Regions from separate parts of the Homo sapiens genome. Here region 1 is linked to region 2. The links are chromatin loops, found by intact Hi-C in ENCODE. Cell type or tissue: pancreas. All regions are shown on one strand. Links, peaks and the distances in the headings refer to the core of each region. The heading gives the core; the rest is flanking DNA.

Evidence for each region. A loop is a pair of places that touch in the nucleus more often than their neighbours do. Peaks named below come from ENCODE experiments on the same cell type or tissue, not always from the same donor. Only the 100,000 strongest peaks of a DNase experiment are listed, where the experiment ranks them.
Region 1: a loop joins it to region 2, with 2.2 times the contacts of the local background. A loop is called at or near these places in 41 of 110 quality-filtered maps.

What each region holds. Positions count from the first base shown.
Region 1 is chr6:31,037,027-31,048,013 of GRCh38, reverse strand. No RefSeq gene overlaps it. Among named protein-coding and RNA genes, the nearest start is that of MUC22, 32 kb to the right of the region's middle. RefSeq lists a silencer at 9,948-10,242. In pancreas, for the core only: a CTCF peak has its summit at 5,123; no DNase peak of the experiment used is centred there; H3K4me3 peaks cover 342 bases; H3K27ac peaks cover 976 bases.
Region 2 is chr6:30,920,682-30,931,668 of GRCh38, reverse strand. VARS2 (valyl-tRNA synthetase 2, mitochondrial) reads right to left here. Exons shown (of 30, transcript NM_020442.6): 15 at 10,920-10,987; 16 at 10,528-10,604; 17 at 10,364-10,439; 18 at 9,978-10,080; 19 at 9,674-9,744; 20 at 9,428-9,553; 21 at 9,115-9,219; 22 at 8,895-8,963; 23 at 8,693-8,771; 24 at 8,438-8,565; 25 at 8,164-8,316; 26 at 7,109-7,315; 27 at 6,284-6,395; 28 at 5,950-6,125; 2 more. The coding sequence ends at 5,459. SFTA2 (surfactant associated 2) reads left to right here. Exons shown (of 3, transcript NM_205854.3): 3 at 95-316. The coding sequence ends at 181. Among named protein-coding and RNA genes, the nearest start is that of SFTA2, 6.0 kb to the left of the region's middle. RefSeq lists enhancers at 8,242-8,823, 8,557-9,756, 9,405-9,986. In pancreas, for the core only: no CTCF peak of the experiment used is centred there; DNase peaks (open chromatin) are centred at 4,800 and 6,316; H3K27ac peaks cover 1,489 bases.

The DNA of each region.
Region 1 (10,987 bases), core at 1,177-9,176, 120 kb before region 2:
AATTATTTTACGAAAAGGTCTGGGGGCTCTTAAAACTGAAGAGGAGATAATGGATACACTGATAAATATCTTCAAGGTATTATTTTAAAACCCTAATATAAAAATAAAAATTAAAAAATCCCAAAATAAAAAACCCGAATATACATTTTTTCTTCCTATTGAGGTAAAATTTACAAAAAGTGAAATGCACAGATCTTAAGAATTCAGTTAGTGGAGGTTTCTTGTTTTGTTTTGTTTTTTTGAGACAGGGTCTCACTCTGTTGCCCGGGTTGGAGTGCAGTGGCACCATCACGGCTCACTGCAGCCTTGACCTCCTGGGCTCAAGCAATCATCCCACCTCAGCCTCCCAAGTAGCTAGAACTACAGGTGTGCATTACTATACCCGACTAATATTTGTATGTTTTGTAGAGATGAGGTCTTGCCATGTTGCCCAGGCTGGTCTCAAACTCTTGGGCTGAAGCAATCCTTTCACCTCAGCCTCCCAAAGTGCTGGAATTACAAGCGTCAGCCACCACACCCAGCTGTTAGCTGAGTTTTGACAAGTGTATTTACCTGTGTAACCAACAGACCAGTTGATATAGAAAACATTCCTATCACCCAGAAAGTGCCCCCTTCCTAAAAACCCTCACCCTCATAGGAGATCTGATCTCTGCCACCATAGATTAGTTTTGCCTATTGTTGAATTTCATGCAAATAAATTGTACAGTAGATACTCTCTTGCATCTGTTAAAAATAGATTTTGTTGTTGTTGTTATGTTTTTTGTTTGTTTTGTTTTGGAGACAGAGTCTTTCTCTGTTGCCCACAGTGGAGTGCAGTAGCGCAATCTCTGCTCACTGCAACCTCCGCCTCCCAGGTTCAAGCAATCCTCCCACCTCAGCTTCCCGAGTAGCTGAAACTACAGGCATGTGCCACCACACCCGGCTAATTTTTGTATTTTTAGTAGAGACGGGGTTTTGCCATGTTGGCAGGGCTGGTTTTGAACTCCTGACCTCAGGCGATCCGCCCGCCTCAGCCTCCCAAAATGCTAAGATTACAGGCATCATGAGCCACCGCACCCAGCCTAAAAACAGTTTTGTTCATCATATTGTAAAATGTTCTTAGAGAAACAGCTTGGTCCTGTTAAGGCTCTCCCAAAGACCCAGGAGAATCCCAGAAGCTGAAGAGACTTAGCAGAGGGTGAAACTGATAAAGCAGAGGCGAGTGATTCACAGGGAGGAAGAATCAGTGGGGTGCGTGTGCGAGTGCGAGAGCAAGTTGCACCAGAAGCCTGGGTGGGACCAGGCCTGAGCATGGTGCTGACACTGGCATGTGTGCCCTCTGAGGCCTGGTTTTGGGGGAGCTGCTGAGGATCTAGACCGTAGCAGGGCAAGCCAGTCCTGCCCTTGCAAAAACTGGGAGCACATTCTCCCTGCCCAGGACAGTTGCTGGGCTGGGAGCCCACAGGAGAGAAAGGTGGCAACTCACACCTGCAGCCCAGAGCAGACGTGAGTGGCCAGGAAAAGTGGCCATGTCTAAGGGTGGCCCCAGTAGCAAGCTCTTTCCTACCTCACAACATGAAAACAGGATCACTTTCCTCCAGTTCATGTTCTAGGCTCACGCAGAGGCTGTTTTCCTGCCATGCAACACACGTCTGTAAAGACCAGCACCTGCCTTCCCCCATCTCTCCTGACTCCGTTCTTCCATCGACCCAGAGGCCTCGGGGAGCAGGGAAGGAGTGGGGAAGAAAATGGGACAGATGTGAGGTCTCTGGATTTCATGCTAGGATTTGAGAACTGGGAGGTCACAGCGAAAGAGTGTCCTCATGATATAGGAAACCTCTCTTCACAGCAATATACAAGCACACACCCACAGTCTGGCTGTCACATAGAGCAGATGCACTTATTTAATCATTCAGCACTAGCGATAGCCTCCTGTTTCAGGTCTGGGAGAACTAAACAGAAGGTAGGAGTGTCAGGGGCTGGAGCAGAGCTGGGAGGAGCAGCCCTGGGGGCAAGTGAGGAAAACCGAGACCGCTGGTCCTCCCCACCCTGAGGACAGTGAAGTGCCTGCCTTTAGGGACACTGTGTCTCCTCATCAGCTCCATGCCTGTGGGAGAACACTGGTCTCTAAAATCCGTTTCAGTCTCACTTGACCCATCTTGGACTCCATGATATCCTTGAGGACATGGACCAAGGTTTGGGATGTGAAGATCTTTGGTGAAGAGGTTTCTTAGGCACAGAGAGTTTCTCTAGAAAACAAAAGGATGGATGGTTCAGAGTTATGCCCCTCTTCCAGTGCTCTCCCATCCCACGTGTCCCCACTCCCCATTCGGCCTCCCCAGCCTCAGTACTCCTTTGGCCCCTTCTCTCCTCATCAATTTCCTCTGAACATGTACCAGCTTTTCTAGCCCTCTCTCTTGCTGGTTCTCACCTGCTGTCTCTGTCTTGCTTTGTCCCTCTCCTGATTTCTCATTCCCTATTAGCCACACAATGACCCTACTCTCTCTACCCTGCTTCCCTCCTCAGTTCCCTGCACTCCCTCCCTCAGAAAAAGGATTTCCCACACATCAGGCACTCATGAAATAAAAGAGCCCTGTGAAGAGAATCACAGCCATTGCAACCAAGGCCAGAGTGACTAGGATGACTTCCCACAGCCTCAGGCATCCATTAGACCTTCCCTCATTCCCTGGAGGGGCTGCACTTGTGCTGGTGACACTGGAGGTTGCGGTTGTTGTGTTAGTTCCACTGGAAGATATAGTGGACCCAGGGCAGGGGGGTTGTAGTGATTCCACTGGGAGGTGTGGTTGGTCCAGGGAGCGTGGTCACGGTGATTCTGCTGGATAATGTGGTTGATCCTGGAGGGGTGGTCATGGTGATTCCACTGGAAGGTGTGGTTGGTCCAGGGCAGTGTTCACAGTAATTTCGCTGGATGGTGTGGTTGATCCTGGAGGGGTGGTCACAGTGATTCCACTGGAAGGTGGGGTTAATCTGGGGGGATGATCGTGGTGATTTCACTGGAAGTTACAGCTGGTTAAGAAAGGGTGGCTGGTTGGCTCCACTGGAAATTTGGTTTTGTTCACCACTACCGCTACTATGAGTAATACTAGTGATAATAATAGTGGCTGTCATTTAAGAATGCTCACTATATTCCAGGCACTGTGCTAAGTGCCACATATAAATTAGTACTAAAATCCTTACAATACCTCCTTGAGATAGAAACTAATATTACCCCCATTTTATAGATAGGTAAATTGAGGTTTAGAGAAGTTAAGCAGCTAGTTCCAGGTCAGACAGTTAGTAGGTAGTGGAACAACGATTTAAATCAAGGCAGTCTGACCCCAGAGCCAGCCCCTAAAGCCCTTAACCCATGCATTATTCCATATCCCAGGTATGGGGGAGTTACAAGACCAGGGTTTACAGGGGATGGTGTTATTCTTTTAACTATTCATGATACTCTCCGACTAAAGAACGTAAGAGAAAAGTTGAAGGCCCATCAAGCTCCTCTCCAAACAGTATTGTGCCCTTCCTCTAGGGGGCAGATAATCAAGCGGAATCGGTTTGGGAGGGGACCATGATGTGCATTTTTACTACATCGGGTAATTCTTCTGAACACAAAAGTTTGGGGCTGGGCGCAGTGGCTCACACCTGTAATCCCAGCACTTTGGGAGGCCAAGACAGGAGGATCACTTGAGGCCAGGAGTCTCGACCAGCCTGGACAACATGGAGAAACCCTGTCTCTACTACACATACAAAAAAATTAGACAAGCATGGTGGTGCACACCTGTAATCCCAGCTACTCGGGAGGTTGAGGCACGAGAATCGCTTGAGCCTGGAAGGTGGAGGTTGCAATGAGCTGAGAGCACGCCACTGCACTCCAGCCTGGGCGACGGAGCAAGACTCTGTCTCAAAAAAAAAAAATAGTTTGGGAGCCACTGGTTTAAGGGACCCCAGATGGTCTTGACACATGGACTAGTAAAGAATCAGTCATGTCAGCTTGAAGAAATAAGATCTTCTGGGATTCAGGAAAGTGGCTCAGCTTTCTTGTTGGATCAGTTAGAGTTAAGGTGAGACTGAGCTTCTTTCCCTGTCATGCCTATTTTCTACCCTGTTCTGATTTTCCATCCCATTAACAACCAAGCCCTTGACCTCCCAGATCCCTATAGACCCTCTCCTCATCGATGGCCCTGTTCTCTCCCTGGATGTAGGTGCTGCCCTTCACCCTCCACATATGTTCTTGCCTTGGTGTTGTCTGGACTAACATAAGGATTGCCAATTTAGATTTGAGGGAAGAATCCCAAAACTGTGTGTCGATGCCTTAGGTTAGGGTCAGAGCCAAGAGAGAAACTAAGTGAGAAGTTGAGATGAAAAGCTGGCCTGTGGAGAGGGAATAGACTGGTTTTGTGTTGGTCAGGGGCATAAAACACAAGAGTCAAAGCCATGCTGGGGCAGATTCTAGAGAGAATTAAATCTGCGTGAGTGTGGAACAGCAATGTCTCATGAAGTGTTTAATTAGAGGCTAGATGACTGCTGTCAGAGACGCTGGAAATAGATCCCTGCCTATTACGGGTGGTCAGACACTAATTCAAGTTCTCTTCCAACTCTAATGCGCCTATATCTGGGAATGATGTATTATAGAGTAAATAGGTCCATCTTCTGGGCAGAAGAGTTGCCACTGAGAACAGAACGGAGGACAGATGCTGGGTTGCATTGGAGAGAAAGAAGCAAAATAATCATCCCTCCTGCCTTGAAGAGAATGGGGGCAACAAGGACAGAGTGTGTGTCCCAGAAGTTGTCAACACTTTCCCCAAACTCTACTCAAACTCCAAGATTATTCTCTTTTAAACAAAATCACTCACCATTTCCTAAAAGTAGAAGGAAGTGAAACAGCCAGCATGCAAGGGAAAATTGCTTTCTCTTTCTTTTGAGATAGTCTGCCTGTGTGAGGCTGGAAGGGAAGGCTCCTCCCTTAGTCCCGATGGGATTAAGCCTTAGAAGGGAAAGGCAGAAAATGAGAATCTTGAGGGTGGAGTCTCAAGGTGGAGATCTGAGGGCTGGACTACTAGGAATTCGGAACTCCAAAGAATAGGTCCTCAATCTGAAGAGAAGCACCGCTAGGGGGACCTGGGCTGCAGGGGAAGCTGGATGTCTGGTCCTTGATGTTCCTTCACAGAATGCCACCTCTTCTTTTTCTCTTTCAAAGAAGGCCTTTAGGGCGGGTACAGTGGCTCATGCCTGTAATCCCAGAACTTTGGGAGGCCAAGATAGGCAGATTACGAGGTCAGTAGTTCGAGACCAGCCTGGCCAACATAGTGAAACGCCATCACTACTAAAAATACAAAAATTAGCTTGGTGTGGTGGCACATGCCTGTAGTCCCAGTTGCTTGGGAGGCTGAGGCGGGAGAATCGCTTGAGCCCAGGAGGCAGAGGTTGCAGTGAGCTGAGACCACGCCATTGCACTCCAGCCTGGGCAACAGAGTGAGACTCCATCTCAAAAAAAAAAAAAAAAAAAAAGGAAGAAGAAGAAGGCCTTTAAAGCATCATCTGGACTGGGCAAGGCCTGGACATGTAGGCTGTTGTTCTTCCAGCTGTGAGCAGTGGCAGAATCCCCAAGCTTAGAGAGGAGGGTACAGCAGCCAGAAGGTAGGTGAGGGTGGAGGATGACTTAGTCCCATTAGGAAGGGCCTGGGGAGGAGTGGGAAGTGGAATAGTTCAAGGGCCTGGGCAACAGAGCAAGACCCTGTCTCAAAAAAACAGAAAACAGGCCGGGCACGGTGGCTCGCGCCTGTAATCCCAGCACTTTGGGAGGCTGAGGCGGGTGGATCACAAGGTCAGGAGATCGAGACCATCCTGGCTAACACAGTGAAACCCTGTCTCTACGAAAAATACAAAACAATTAGCAGGGCGTGGTGGCGGGCGCCTGTAGTCCCAGCTACTCGGGAGGCTGAGGCAGGAGAATGGCGTGAACCTGGGAAGCGGAGCTTGTAGTGAGCCGAGATCGCGCCACTGCACTCCAGCCTGGGTGACAGAGCGAGACTCAGTCTCAAACAAACAAACAGACAAACAAACAAAACAGAAAACAAAAAAACTCTCATGGAGTCTAGCCCCAGGTTTTTTTCATGACCTGCGAATGAAGGAACTGGAAGCCAATTACCCCGTTCCCATATTTGTTTTCTGCCGCTCCTTCAGTTGTCTTTGGGCTCTCTCTGTTGGCCTCAGCCAGAGTTGAAGCAAGCTTGGACTGTAAGCTCTCAGTCCCCAGGCAAACTGACAGTGTCCAAAGTGTAGGTACTTCCTTGATCATCTGGCTTGTCTGGCACACAGCACTGATGAGAAGACCTAGCTGAAGCTCCCCGGTGGAAAAGCTTCTATAAATTCTTCAAAAACAAAAGGGGAGCGCCTCTATCAAGGAGGATTAGAAGCAGGAGCATTCCTCTTTCCAGTGCCATCACTCTCCTTAGGTCCCCTGCAGCGTGTGTGCTGGTAAATGTTTAACAACTCACTTCTCGTGGTGCAAATGCACCCGCCAGAGCTGACTGCGTGTGACCAGCGTGAATCACTGTGTATAGAATGGGAAGCAATGGGCGGCACACCACCTTTTCGAGTGGTTTTATAAACATCTACTTCTTGTACTAAATCCTTTTATGCTTGAAATATCCAAAGTGGTTTCTGTTTTCATAAGTGAACTCTGACTGTTACAGTATTTGGTATAACAAGAGGTTTCAGAAAATTGACGTTCAAAGGTGGCAATCTGGGATTGGTTCCCTGACCCATTAGGCTTGAGGGCAGGGGCGACCTCATGCTAGTATAAAATGAAGTCTTTGTATTACACAGCAAAAGATAGAAAAAGTGACTTAAGTTATCACCTGTGGTGGTGCCTGGAATAAAGCAATTGTTGAAGGGAAGGGCCGGGAGCCCAGGTGGTCGCTGTGACAGATCGTGAAGCTGGGAGTGTTGACTGCCGGGACTGTGGGTGGCTGCACTGGGAGATTACAGGAAAAAAATGACCCCTCTGCTGCATCCTCAGTCAAGGCATTGCCAGCGAACACAGAGCTTTCTCTGAATATTCTAAAAGACATGCTTATCTCTCAAAGCCACAGGGACTATGTATGAAAAAACCAGACCCACAGTTTGATTCTGCAGATTGGAGAATTATATTCAACTTGCATTTATATCTTTGCCAGTCTCGTGTGTGACATTTGGAATATTTGTTAACGGAAGCCCAGAATTGGAGTGGAGACACCTGGGTAGATTTTGATGAGTCTGAAAAACTTTGAACCTCCAAATCCCGCAGAGCTTTCCTTGCCAGCAGAAGTAGCCCCTCCTCCCCTCTGTGAGGAAGTCACTTTCTCTTGCCTGAAGACCCTATAGTGACGCCCTCACAGCACTCCCTTGGCAAGGGGACACAGATTTTCCTCAGGCCCTGTATTAGTTTCTTATTGCTGCGTGACAAATTACCACAAATTCAGGCTGAAGATAGCACAAATATATTATCTTGCAGTTCTGGAGATCGGAAGTTTAAAATAGGTTTTACTGGGCTAAAGTCAAGGTGTCAGCTGGTCTGTGGTCCTTCTGGAGGCTCTAGAGAAGAATCTGTTTACTCACCTTTTCCACCGCTAGAGGCTTCCAGCACTCCTTGGTTTGTGGCCCCTTCTTCCATCTTCAAAGCTTGCATCGCAGCATCTTCAAATCTCTCTGACTCTGACTCCTGTCTCCCTCTTTTTTTTTTTTTTTTTGAGATTGAGTCTTGCCCTGTTGCCCAGGCTAGAGTGCAGTGGTGCAATCTTGGCTCACTGCAACCTCCACCTCCTGGGTTCAAGCCATTCTCCTGCCTCAGCCCCCTGAGAGGCTGGGATTACAGGCACCCACCACTACACCCGGCTACATTTTGTATTTTTAGTAGAGACAGGGTTTCATCATCTTGACCAGGCTGGTCTCGAACTCCTGACCTCGTGATCTACCCTCCTCAGCCTCCCTAAGTGCTGAGATTACAGGTGTGAGTCACTGCGCCCGGCCTCTCATCTCCCTCTTATAAGGACCTTTGTGATCACATTGGGCCCATACAGATAATCCAGGATAATCTCCCCATTACAAGATCCTTAATGCGATCATGCATGCAGAGTCCCTTTTGCCATATAAAGTAACATATTTCCAGGTTCTGGGAATTGAAACGTGGATGTTTTTGAGGGGCTGTTATTCTGCCTACCACAGGCCCTATTACAATGCCCCTCGTGGCCTCCAGCTCCATGCGTTGAGTCAGATCTAGGGGCTGAAAACAACCATAGATGACAGTGAGCAAGGAAACAGGGGCCTCAACTCTAAACACAAGGAACTGGACTCTGCCACAACCACGTGAGCTTGAAAGAGATGCCAGCCTCCAGATGAGGATGCAGCTCAACTAACACCTTCATTTTAACCTGTGAGACTGAGCAAAGGAGTCAGTCATGCTGGCCCCAGACCCGCCTCATAGAACTGTGGTCTGATAAATGGGTGTTGGTTTAAGCTGCTGCATTTGTAGTAAGTTATCACTGATAGAAAACAAATACATGGGTGAACTTATCACATGTTCTAGATTCAAAACATTAGCTCAAGTAGGTGTGAGTTGCACTAATAGTTCTCTCGGTTGCTTGAAATGTGGACTTAGTGGTGGCCTACACTAAATAAAGTTGAGATCCCAGTATTTCATTAGTATAAGCGGAAGAAAAAAATCAAAAGACTTAGGAAGAGAGTTATGTTGGAATGGATTTAATATGTGCAACTTGCTCACTCACTCTTTCATTACGTCCTCCCAGAAGGTTCCATTGAAACTGTCTTCATCAAGGCATTAGAAGGGAGAGGACCAGCATCGTTGAAAAGCTCTGTAGCAGCTCTTTGCTAAATGCAATGGTGGATGATCTGACCATTGAAATGAGCTTCCTGATTTCAGTGGGCATGGTGGAATCTTCAGGAAACAGTAGGTAGGTGGTAGGGCTTTCCCTCCAGAGACAAGACAGGCATGATTATCGATGTGGGCATCACGACCAGAGCTGTAATCAGGGCTCTTTGGCTATGGCTAATTAATCATTAATCAATTAACCACTAAAATCTTACTTGATCTATATAAGTGAAAATATCCAGGTGGTTGAACAGAGAGCTGACTTGAGTTGCCACAGACTCTCACCTAATTCCCAGGCCCGAACCTGTTCACAGACCTAGAAATGAAGGGAAGGCAGCAAGATCCACCACCACCACCAGGATGTGCCGCGAATCTTCCTCCTAGCTTTCAAAAGGAATCTCAGCCATTTATCATCGTGACAGTGCAATGGGGAAATGAAAACACCCAAACCTTTAGGGTAACATACAAGACATCATTGCGATCTACAAGTCAGGGTGGAGCTTATGGGGCTTAGAACATAAATGACGTGGCCGGGCACAGTGGTTCATGCCGGCAATCCTAGCACTTTGTGGGGCCAAGGCAGGTGGATTACTTGAGGTCAGAAGTTTGAGACCAGCCTGACCAACAAGGTAAAAACCTGGCTCTACTAAAGATACGAAAATTAGCCAGGCATGGTGGCAGGCGCCTGTAGTTCCACCTACTCGAGAGGTTGAGACAGGAGAATCGCTTGAACCCGGGAGGCGGGAGGCGGAGGTTGCAGTGAGCCAAGATCGTGCCACTATTCCAGCCTGGGCGACAGAGCAAGACTCCATCTCAAAAAAAAAAGAACATAAATAACATCTTACTCAAAGTTCATCTCTAGGCTCCGTCTGCGCATATTTCCCCACTTTCAAGTGGGAACCAAAGCAAGGCCATAAGGCTGCTTGAGACATTGCTGACTAGATCCAATGTTGCCTAAAATGTCTGTGGTACATCAGAAAGCTGTGTGGAGACACTGGGTAGCTAGTAGAAGAGCCACGGCACAGGTCCCCAGAGTTTTGGAGCAAAAGCAAGCCCTCTTCCACATCCTAGCATCTGACTTAATCTTGGGTCCTCAGCATGCGAGGGTTCATGAAACATGAGCTGCCCTTTATGAACTGGGTGTTGTCTGCACCACCACACTAGACTGGGCATACTTAGCAGTGCTCACCTCCTTGAATGGAAGTGGTGCCTGCGAATTTGGCTGAGTTAGTTCCTCAAGGCACAAGTAAGAGGCATGAGTAGGCAGCTGTAACTCCAGTGGCATCTCCAGCTACATTCCTAACCTCTCTCTCCATAATCACAGTCACATGAAGGGTTTCCTATGTCTAGTTGACTGAGAAAGGAAAGATTTGGTTTCCTCTGGTGTGTGGGTGGTTCTGCATGCTATTCTAACACCACAGAGAGCAGGCTGCTGCAGCATTACCACCCCACTCACGGCAGCCCTGCAGGACAGTGGGGAAGGAAAATTCTCCCAGTGATCCGAATTGTAAAGAATGCATCTGCTTTGTTTACTTTGCCTGGGCAAAGAGATGACCAGTTACAGTTAACCCTGATCAATAGGCAGTGGCTAACAGTTTGGCTAGATAACTCAGGGTGAGGAAAGACATGGTGAATTGATGACAAGGAAGTCTGGGAAAGAGGAAGGTGGACGAGTCTCTTGGGAAGGGCACAGATGGTGAGAGTATGTGCATCCCATGTGACTGTTCACCAATGGGCGTTCACTACAGAGGAAATCTTCCATGATGAGGTTGACCAAGCGATCCATTCTGCAGACGTCAGCCAATCTCTTTTTCCAGCTGCTCTAGTGCTCGCTCAGCAGGGACATGGACAAAGCAGACAGGCTGGCAGGGATGAAGCGTATGCAAGGCTCAGTGAGCTGGCCTTCCCCTCACCAAGGCCAAGCTGGACAGATAATCCATGGCTGAGTGCCTCAACTGCTAACAGCAGAGATCAGTGTTGGCCCCGTTATGTGGCACCATTCTCCAGAGAGAATGGCAGATTAATTATATCAGACCTATTTCAACCTAAAGAGAGAGGTGATTTGTCCTCATTGAAAATAGCTGCTTGCCTCCCTTGCACACAATGCTTCCTGCAGCACCACTGTCTTTGGGCTTA
Region 2 (10,987 bases), core at 1,127-9,126:
GTGAGTCAGTTTGGGCCTCTGCTGGGGTCTGGATGTCTCCGTGGTGGGAATGGAGAGCTCTCTTACATGGCGCCCTTTAACCCTTTGTTCCCAGCTCTGCCTCCTCCTCCATCTCCCTTCAGGGACCAGCGTCACCCTCCACCATGCAAGATCTCAACACCATGTTGTCTGCAACACATGACAGCCATTGAAGCCTGTGTCCTTCTTGGCCCGGGCTTTTGGGCCGGGGATGCAGGAGGCAGGCCCCGACCCTGTCTTTCAGCAGGCCCCCACCCTCCTGAGCGGCAATAAATAAAATTCGGTATGCTGAATTCAATAACTTGCTTGACTCTGTGGGTCCCTGAGCACAGAGCTGGCAGGAAGTGGGGGTTGGATGCTCAAGTCTCTGACTGTCCCCCTGTTGAGCAGAGGGTTCCAGGGATGGACAATGTCTCCCTCAACACCAGTGTCACAGGCCTACAAGGCATCTGGGGAGTTGTTTGGGGACACACACACCACACACATATACGCATGCATAGGAACACACACCAAATTGAGATCTTTGGAACACCTGGGAATAAAGAGAAGCAACATTTATTGAAGTCCTGCTTTTCTCCTGCATCCCTATTTCGATGCTTGCAGCAGTCTTGAATGTGGCATACTAGGTATCATTATCCTATTTTACAGATAAGGAAATTGAAGCTCAGAGAGGGCAAGTCACTCACCTGAGATCTAATAGCAGTGGAGAAGTCAGGCACTAGACAGAGGTCTTGGTTTAAGCAAGATTTTTATTTCATTTCCCTTTGCTTAAGCATTGGGGCCAGGGGCTCAAAAACCAAAGAAAGAGACATAGGCAGAACACCCCCAGGACATGGTTCCCCTGGCCCATGGATCCACACAGGTAATTGGGGTGGGAGGTGGGTGGGCACTCAGGTGAGAGATGACGGGTTCAGCTTGTGAGAGGATGCCCAGCCAGGCGCAAGTGCTGGGGAGGAGAGGCCAGGTGCAAGCTGAGCCTGTCCTGGTTAACCATGTGAGTATGAGGTGACACCAGCCCACATGTGAATTCCTGGGCATGTTTCTTATCCTCTTGGAGCCTCCATTTCTTCACTCGCAAAATGGGAACAATGATGGTACCTGCTGTAGTGTGACAGGTCCCCTACCAGGTTACTTAACGGTGTATGCCACTGCCTGAATCCTGAAGGCCAGGTGGCGAGCCAAGGTCACGGTGCCTGGCCGAGGAGCAGGTGTCCCTGAGAACCCAAACATCCCGGAGAGTATCTGGGAACCCACCAAGGAAAACAGTCCATTCGCACACACACAGTCGGCAGAGTCAGAAAATTAGCTTGAAAGCAGCTTTAGCATGGGAGGCAGCACGGATCTCTAAAGCTGTCCTGCTGCCATCCAGGAGTGCCTTGTATGTAAGTCCTAAAAAACTCATCTACTCACCAAGCTGGACTTGTCTGAGTCACTTTTTGGCCTCTCAGCTCCCTCCCAGTTTGGGGGAAGGTTTTTGTTGTTGTTGTTTTGTTTTGTTTTTACACAATTCTGAGTTTTTCTCATTATTCCTGCACCATCAGGTTGTTGTGAGGATCACACAGGGAAGCTACTTAGGGACATATCACAGCCTGTCTTATAGGTCGTCGGCAGGATGGTAGGGATTGCTGTTAGGATGGAAACCTGGTCCCAACATATAACTCCTAGTCCCCTGGGGTTCAGGGTCCTCCTTATGCTGATTTCTGAGGCAGGCACTCCTGACCACCTTCTCAAGATTATCTTGGCCAGGCGCAGTGGCTCACTCACGCCTGTAATCCCAGCACTTTGGGAGGCCAAGTCAGGTGGATCACCTGAGGTCAGGAGTTCAAGACCAGCCTGGCCAACATGGTGAAACGCCATCTCTACTAAAAACACAAAAATTAGCTGGACATGGTGGCATGTGCCTGTAGTCCCAGCTACTTCGGGGAGCTGAGGCAGAATTGCTTGAACCTGGGAAGCAGAGGCTGTAGTGAGCCAAGACCATGCACTCCAGCCTGGACTACAGAGCAAGACTCTGTCTCAAAAAAAAAAAAAAAAAAAAAAAAATTGACTTCTCACCAGCTCTCAAAACACAAACTTGCAGCTCAGACTTGAGCAGTGGGGGGTACTGATAGGATTGCTCTCTGTCCTCTGTGGTACCCACTCTGCCCCCCACACCTACACAACCCTCCATTATCTCCATATGAAATTGGAGACTGACTCCTTTGGAGACAGAAGACAACAAGAGTTCAGTATGGAGCATCACTGAAGATGAGGGGAGCATAGAAAATGGCAGGGTGGAAAAAAAACACTTAAAAAATTGGTCTACCTTCCTTCACAACTGTCCTGGGACAATTAGCCCCCAAGGAGAGGTAGCAGGGGGCTCCAAAGGAGACTAGTATTTTATGACTTGCCCCTAGCCTGCAGTAATGGGCAGGTGACGCCCATGGGGCAGCTGTGAGGATCCCCAAACAAGTTGGGGGACTGGATATCTGAATGTCCAAGAGGTTGGTAGAGCAGACAGCTAAATGCACCTCAACCTGGTTCCTAGACTTCAGGGCCTGAGATCACCAGGATGTGATTTCCAGATTATTTTTCTCAAAGAATTGTCTCCCAAGGCTCAAAACAGAGCAGTGCAGTGAAGAGTGCTTTGGGGTTCACCAGACCTGGGGGTGGCAGAGACTGCTAACTGGCCCCCCTAACAGCCATCCTCCTCCTTTTGGATAGTCATGTAGATTTCAACTCAGCATGTGGATCATTACATTTCCCAGCCTCCCTTGCAGCTAGCTGTGGCCATGTGATCACGTTCTGTCCAATAGGATGCAAGTAGAAAGGAGGTGGGCAACTTTCTGGTAGTATCCTTGAAAAGAAAGGAGCTTCCATTTCAGAGGAGGAAAAGCAAAGTTCTTGAAACAGCCTATAAGGTCTTAGATCAGTGCTTTCCAATAGAACTTTCTGTGATGATGGAAATGTTTTATAACCGTGCTGACGAACATAGTAGCCACTGGCCACATGCAACTACCAAAACACTTGAAATATGGCAAGTACGACTAAGAAACTGAACGTTTTTATTTTATTTAATGCTTTAGGTAGCCAACTGGCTACCATTTTGGACACAAGCCCCAGATTGTCCGCCTTGAGTCTTCCCTACCCCCCACCAATTCCCCACCCTCACCTCTGTTTCTCCACCTCCCACCATCCTCCCCTTCTCACTCTGCCCCACCACACTGGTCTCCAGGCTACTCCTCGAGCTGTCTGACCATGCCTCTATCTGTTTTCCTCTGGCCCTTCCCTTTGTCTGGAACGCTCTTCCTATACCTCCTACAAGCCTTTGCTTAAACCTCACCTTTACAGTGAGTTCTGCCCTGACCCACTATTTAAAAGTACAACCTGCCCCCCGCCACACAAACACATTAGAGTCCCCTTACCTTGTTCTATCCTTTTTCCCTCCCCTGCATTCATGACATTCAAACATAGTATATCGTTCACTCATTTGTATGTTATTTCTGACTGTCCTGCTAGAAGGAAAGTACTACAAGGGCACAGAATTTTGTTTCACTCACTGATGAATCTAAGTGTCCAGAATAAGGCCCAGCCCATCCATAGCAGGTGCTCAAAAAAAAAAAAAAAAAAAAAAAAAAAACACCTTGCTGAAACAGAGTAAAAAGAAAAAGAAAACTGCCCATCCCCTTCTTTCCCTCCTCCCTCTGGGTGGAAATGCAGACACGGTGATGGGAGCTGGTGCAGACCTTGGACATGAAGTTTGACAATGCATCAGAATGGCAGGAAAATAAGATTGAAGGAGGTGTGGGCTCCCATTATTGCAGATCTCTGCACTACTTATGCCCAGCAGAAGAAACATCCACCTCATCTAAGCCACCATTATATTTGAAGTTTAGTTACAGCAGCCAGAAAGAGCCTGCACCTAATTTATTGGGTTAGGTCCCAGTGGAGACTTTTCTCTGAGCACACGTCTTCATCTCCAAAATGGGGGCTGGGCGCAGTGGTTTATGCTTGTAATCCCAACACCTTGGGAGGCCAAGGCAGGTGGATTATTTGAGCCCAGAAGTTCAAGACCACCCTGGCCAACATGGCAAAACCCTATCTCTACAGAACAATTTTAAAAATTAGCAGGGCAGGGCTGGGCATGGTGGCTCATGCCTGTAATCCAAGCATTTTGGGAGGCCGAGGCAGGCAGATCACTTGAGGTCAGGAGTTCAAAACCAGCCTGGCCAACATGGTGAAACCTTGTCTCTACTAAAAATACAAAAAAAATTTAGCTGGGCGTGGTGACAGACAACTGTAATCCCAGCTACTCAAGAGGCTAAGGCAGGAGAATCACTTGTACCAGAGAGGTAGAGGTTGCAGTGAGCCAAGATCTCACCAGTGCACTCCAGCCTAGGTGACAAAGCAAGACTCCGTTTCCAAAAAAAAAAAAAAAAAAAAAAGTAGCAGGGCACAGTGGTGCACACCTGTGGTCCCAGCTACTCAGAAGTCTGAGGCAGGAGGATCACTAGAGCCCTGGAGGTTGAGGCTACAGTGAGCCATGATTATGCCACTGCACTCCAGCCTGAGCAACAGAGCGAGACCCTGTCCCAAAAATAAAGTAAAAATAAAAATCTCCAAAATGGAGCTAACACCCGCCTCATGAGGTTTTCAGTAGGATTAAATGGCATTGTACATCTAGCACCACAGAGGACCCAGCCCAGGACAGGCTACTCAGAGCTGCTGGACAGAATGTACTCTGGGCGTGGAAGGGCCAGGCCCTTGAATTCCATGGAGATGAGATGGTGTTTGGCGTGGGTAAGGTGGCTGGCTGTGCTGTGAATGTGTAACTCAGAGGCTGGGCACTCAGGTGTCAGAGCACAGAAGGTGGGGGCACACCATCTGCAGCACAGCCTGCAGCCCATCAGGTCTGGAGGAAGTCCTACTTCTCTCAGCACCTCTAGGGATACAGCCAAGGAGCGGGGAAGCTTCCATTTAGTGAGAAGTGGAGGAGAAAGAGCCTGCAAAAGCCAGGGCACTGTCAGTTAGTCCAGAAAGTAGGTAGAACCGGAACCACTGTGCCCATACCCTACCCATGACTAGAAAGTTCCTCTTCCTCCAGCGAGGACCCCTCCTCCTCTTTTCCCAGACCAAGCTCTCAGGGGACAACTCAGAAGCACAAAAGTCACCACTGGGAGCAAAGGGGACCAAAGAGCCATAAACAGACATGTTTGGGATTTCAAAAGTTTATCTCAATCTCCTCATTCCCAGACTTCCAGGTGGGAGGCAGGCCGGGCAGTAATGTGAGCATCTCAAGGACACCACAGTCACTGCGACCAAGCCAGTCTGTGTCCTCATTTACACAATGAAGGCGATGGACCACATAGTCTCTGACGTCCCACTGCACCCTGACAGCTGACAAATCTGTTTGTCCTCAAAGACAGGTCTGAGAGGGAGGAAAACTGATGGGGATGATGAGTTAGAGCTCCGGGCTCCCTGGGGCTGGAGGCTCATCCATCAGCTGCCGGAGGTGAGAGGCTGCCTTGTCCAGTTTTGACAATTCCAGCTGGAGGGAAGAAAGCTGGACGAGGAGAAAAGGAGGTGAGGATCCAGGAATGAGGCCCCTCCTGGCCCACATTCCCTCAGGGGTGGAGCCTTCTGGGGGCCTCCCTCAGCCTTACCTTTTGTTGCCTCTGAGTCCCTGCCTCCCCTTCTGATGGGGTCCTGGCTGTGAGGCTGTCAAGCTGCTTCTGCAACTTGTACCTTCGGGCGGCTAACAGAGGTAGCTGGATCTGCGGGTCCACCAGGCCCTGGGGAAGAACAGGGAGAAAAGGCTCAGACATCCGCCTGCTGCCAGGCCTCCATCCTCCATTAGAAGGTCCCTTCCCCTACTTTATAGAGCCCAGCCCCTCCCTTCCTCCCAGCATGCTTCCCAAGCCTGCCCTAACCCTCCCCATCCCCTCTGGTCACCTGCAGCTCCATGTAGACTTGAGCCGTGTCACTGAGTGGAGCCTGGGCCCAGCCGGAGGGAGCTGCTGCGCCTGGGGGTAACAGGCCCACAGCCCCACAGTAGCCCAGGGTGCCCAGGGGCTCCAAGAAGGCCTCGAAGAGGCCCTGGTCCCCAGGCTCTGAGCTCTGCAGCAGCACTGGAAAGAAAGAAACTGTCAGGGGCAAGGCCTCAGCTCCTGCCTCCCTTCCTACCCTGCACCTCCTAACGGGGGGGTTGGCCCTTCAGGCTCTGCTCTTTTCCCCACCAGCCCCCTTTTCCTGCAGGGATCCGAGCCCAGGACCCGCCTTGCCTCACCTCGGGGCCGGGCTTTGGTGAGCTGGTACGTGGCTCGGAGAGCCCTTAGCACCTGCACGACCTCTTGGACCCGGGAGAAGCGCCGCTCCAGCTCTGGCTGGCGCCAGTGCTCCTGGCAATGGGGGGGACCCAGAATTGGCAAAGGGGCTCCTGGGAGACTCAGTACCAACCCTGCTGGCTCTCTTCTCGACCCATCCACCCCATCTCCTTAGGGCAATGAGATCTGTCCTCAGCACCACAGAAAATCCACTATCTCAAGGAACATGACAAAAAGTGAGGCGTCATTTAAGAGGTTTTAGATGATCAGTGTTTGATGCCTGTTTAGTTGCTGTGATTGAAATGGCCAACCAAAAATAAATTAGAATTTAAAATGAATTAGTCAAAACTCAAAACCAAATAAGTATAAATTTAAATAGTTAAATTTTAAAATAATTTTTGGGTGAGTTCATAGCATTTATCCTTCTGAAGTTATTAAAGCTGCACTGAGATTTTGGGGACACCCTATTACTAACTTATCCAACCCTCATCACAACCATAACATATACTATTACTGTTCCTAGTTTAAACATGCGGGAAACTGAGGCTCGATCACACAGCTCAAAAATAGCAGTCTAGCAACAGAGTCCTGCTCTTGAGCACTACGCTAATACTGTCCCTCAAGACCCTAGGGTCATCGCAGCAACCCTGCAGGAACAATCCATCTTCCCCAGGGCTCCACAGTAAAGTACGAACCATTCCTGCAGATGAGCCCCCTGCAGCAAACCCCTTCAGAAGGTGCTCCCCCCCATTCACCCACAGACCCACTCCAAGGTGCTTGGGACTCACCAAGCTGCAGGCGCTGGGGTAGGGGGCAACCGAGATGCTGGGGGCAGGGGGGCAACCAGGCCTGGGGGGCAGCCTCTGCCAGAGCTCTTCAGCCAGGAAGGGCATCAGTGGGGCCAGGAGGCGGAGGCCGAGGTCAGCGCAGGAGAACAGGACCTGAGGGGGCCCCAGGGGGCGGGGCGAGTGCCACAGCACGGGCTTCACAGCCTCCTGGAGAGGAAGCCAATGGTCAGAGGACAGGTCCAGGGCCACAGCCCTCCTCCCTACAGCCACTGCTACCCGCCAGTGGGGCAGGCCATGGGTCCTGGGAGAGAGGGACAGGCAGAAGCACTTAGCACTTCTGATATGATCCACAGTCCCAGGACACACTCAGCACAAAGAAGGGGACTCCAGGACAGCAATTCTCTGCAGTACACAGGGACAGGATTTCCAGGGAAACATGTAGTTTAGGGAAAAAAATCATTGAGTTTTTTGCTTATCAACAGGGGACAGAGGTTTTTAAAAGGCTGAGCTAGGGCAGTGGTCCACAGCCAGCAGCAGCAGCACCACTTGGGACAAGAAATGAATATTCATTACACCACCCACCCCCACCCCAACCTGCTAAAGGAGCCACTCTGGGGTGGCAGTGGAGCGGGGGGGATCCACCGTCAACAAGCCCTCCAGGTGCTTTGGACGTAGGACAGCGTGAGAACCCCTGGTCTAAAGACCGCTGCTAGTCCCTCCCAGGCCTCTCTCAGCACGCAGCCTGCCCATGGGCCAAACTCAGCAACTACAGGGACTGAAAAAATTCCCCTCTGCCTTCTGACACCGACTTGTCAGACATTTCTAGAAGTCTCCCTCCTCCTCCTCTCCCCAGGTGACAGGCAGGCAACAGTGCCTGGGCTGCACTGCCAAAACCAGTCCCAGGAAGAGGGGAACTGAGACTCCCTCGTCTCCTCTCCTCTCCTAACTGAGGGGACAATTGGGAACTTATTAACTCCAGAGCTCTCTGCCTTGGAAATTTCCAGAGGAATTAGAAGCAGGCATGGGAATACCAAGCCTCCCCCAGCCTCACTCACCAGGTAGACGTCACAGAGGTTGTGAAGCCAGAAGTGGTGCAGGGCATGAGTGACGAGCGAGAGCTCTCGGGTGAGGAAGCCCCGCTCACACTCCTGGGCAGCCAGGGCAAGGCGGCTCAGGATCCAGGCATCCATCGGGGAGGAGGGAGACAGCTGCAGGCAGAGGGGGCAGGATGGCCTGACTCCCCCTCCCCTGCCTCCTTTCCTTCCAGATGCCACCTTGGCCCTCTGACACCTGACTACCCTACTCCCAAGCACCTCTGTTTTCTCTTACCTCCTCAGCAGGCTGTGGCACAAATTTCTCCCCTAAAGCATTGAGGATAAAGCGAAGAGCATTCCAGATCTTGTTGCAGAAATGTCGGCAGCTCTGGACCTCAGAGACTGACAGGTGCAAGTCGCCCGCTGGAAGGGAAGAATCGAGGTAGTCTGCATGTAGGTGGCAGCAGCACCAGAAGTCCTGCCCCTGCCCTGCCCCTGCACAGGTGCCCGCTGCCCTCTGCTCACCCCGACACCCCTCGCCCAGGCTTACCCTGAACTCCATGGGAGCAGAGTGTGAATCTCAGGGCATCTGTCCCACACTCAGGGATCCCGTGAGGAAAGTCCTTTTTCTGCAACCAGAGGAAGAAGAAGGGTGGCAGATGCCTTTGTGGCTGCAGGGCCAGGACCTGGGTTGCAGAGGAAGCCAGAGGTGGTGAGCTAGAGCTGGTGGGGGGCAGGCAGCGATGACTCACCTGTGCTGCAGCCACAATGGCCAGCTCTGCAGGGTCCAAATTTCCGCTTCTCAGCTTTTCCTGCAGCACCTGGGGATGGAAGGGGGCAATTCACGACCCAGGTCGAAGGCCCTGCCTCTATAAGGGTCACACCTGCTGGCCTCACTCCTCCCTCAGCCTGCCTTCCTCTCTCCTGCAAACCCTGCAAACCTTGTCCCTCTAGTGGGTGCTTCGTCCTCACCTGCATCTCCACCCCACTGATGATGTCTCTTGGGTCCAGCACATTCCCCAGGGACTTGCTCATCTTCCGGCCCTGCCTGTCCCGAACCATGGGATGAAGAAGCACCTGGGGGCAGGGAGGGGTCAACAGAGGGGGGTTTCCTTGGAGGTGCCTTGGGATCTCTGGCCTCCATACTTTTGGGGGTAGGGTAGGAAGTGAATTAGGAAAAAGGAATCAGCAACGTGGAAAGGACCACATTAGGGGTTAGAAGGGAGGACAAGGTTTGGGGAACACTGGAGTCACAGAAAGCGGCAGGGCACTGAAGGGCTCTTACCTTGCTGAAGGGCAGCTGCCCTGTGAGCTGGGTCCCCAACATGACCATGCGGCCCACCCAGAACAGCAGAAGGTCGCTGCCCGTTTCCAAAAGTGACAGGGGGTAGAAACGAGCAAGGTCTGGGGTCTAGGGGGAAGAGGAGCAGTAAGAGGCCCAGGCCCCAGGCCCCCCTCAAGCCTCTGTGGGGGCCCAGCCATCCCTTCCTTATCGTTTCCCCTTCACTTTCGCCCTCTCAACCCACCTCACCTCTTGGGGCCAGCCCAGGGCAGAAAAGGGGAACAGGGCAGAAGAAAACCATGTGTCTAGGACATCAGGATCTGGGAAACAGAAAAAGAATGGGGACAGTTGGAACCTTGGCTTCTAGGACCTCAGACCACTGCTGCCACCATTCTAGGCCAACCCCCACCCCCAGAGACCAGGGCTGTCCCCTTTGGCTCCATTCCCAACTTTCCTGACCCTACCTTCTGTATCTTGGGATCTGTTCCCCTCAAAGGCCCAGATGCCCAGGCCCCCGCTCCCCTGTACATCCCTCCCCAGCTCAGGCACTCACCCCTCTCCAGGGTCAGCTCTGCCCCTGGCCTCCCTGTCAGTTCCGCTGCTACCTCTCTGGCCTCAGCCTCTGACCGCCCAACCACCCAACAGTCCTCTTCTCCCTGCAAAAGTAGGAAGGGGTTGGGGAGAGTGAGGAAGAACAGCTGACAGGTGTAAATGTCACTTGGTTTTCACGTCCTCATGTGGTCTTAGAGTGGCCAGGTTCCCCCAGGGGTGAGATAAAGAAATGCCACTTCAGGGAGCCTTGATCGCGCAGAAGGTTACATGACTATGAGCATGAAGCACATGACCAGGCAGGAGCGGGACTTGGCCCTGCGGAGCTCTGACTCCTGGGCTAGGTGCTCTGTGCCACACTCGGCCCTCCGGGTGCTTCTTCCTACCCACCTGCGCATGGTCCTCTACAACCAGGTAGGCTGGAATCTGATGGCCCCACCACAGCTGCCGGGAGACACACCAGTCCCTGCCGGGAGGACATTCGTGAAGTCTTAGAATAACCAGTCAGTCCCCCCTCCCCATCTCCACAAGAGCTCCCCTTACCCTACCCTTACCCAATATGGGAAAACCAGTGCTGCCAGTTCTTCTGGTGGAAGGAGGGACTGAGCTCCAGGGCCCCCGACTCCACAGCCTGGAGAGAAAGGGGACTTTAGACAATGTTGCCCTTCCTGCACGGCCGCACCTCCACAGATAGGACGAGTGGCCTCTGAGGTCATTTTAAAACTCAGAAAGGACCTCCCAAGCCTCTTGCCAAGATTCTGGGCTTGAGTAAGGATATGAGCCAGCCCTTGCTGGGCCGCCCAGCCTCCATCCCACACATCCTCTCAGTTACCACAGCTGGAGAGGTCTTCAGGGCAGGAGGTCTCCTGCTTCCCATTTCTTCATTCCAATTCTCAGGGAGCTCCCCCAACCCCTGGCCCCAGTCCTTCCTACACTGCAGCCTCACCTTGGCAGCTCGGGCCCCCATTTCCTGGCAGCGGACAAACCACTGGTTCTTCAGCAGGTATTCTATCA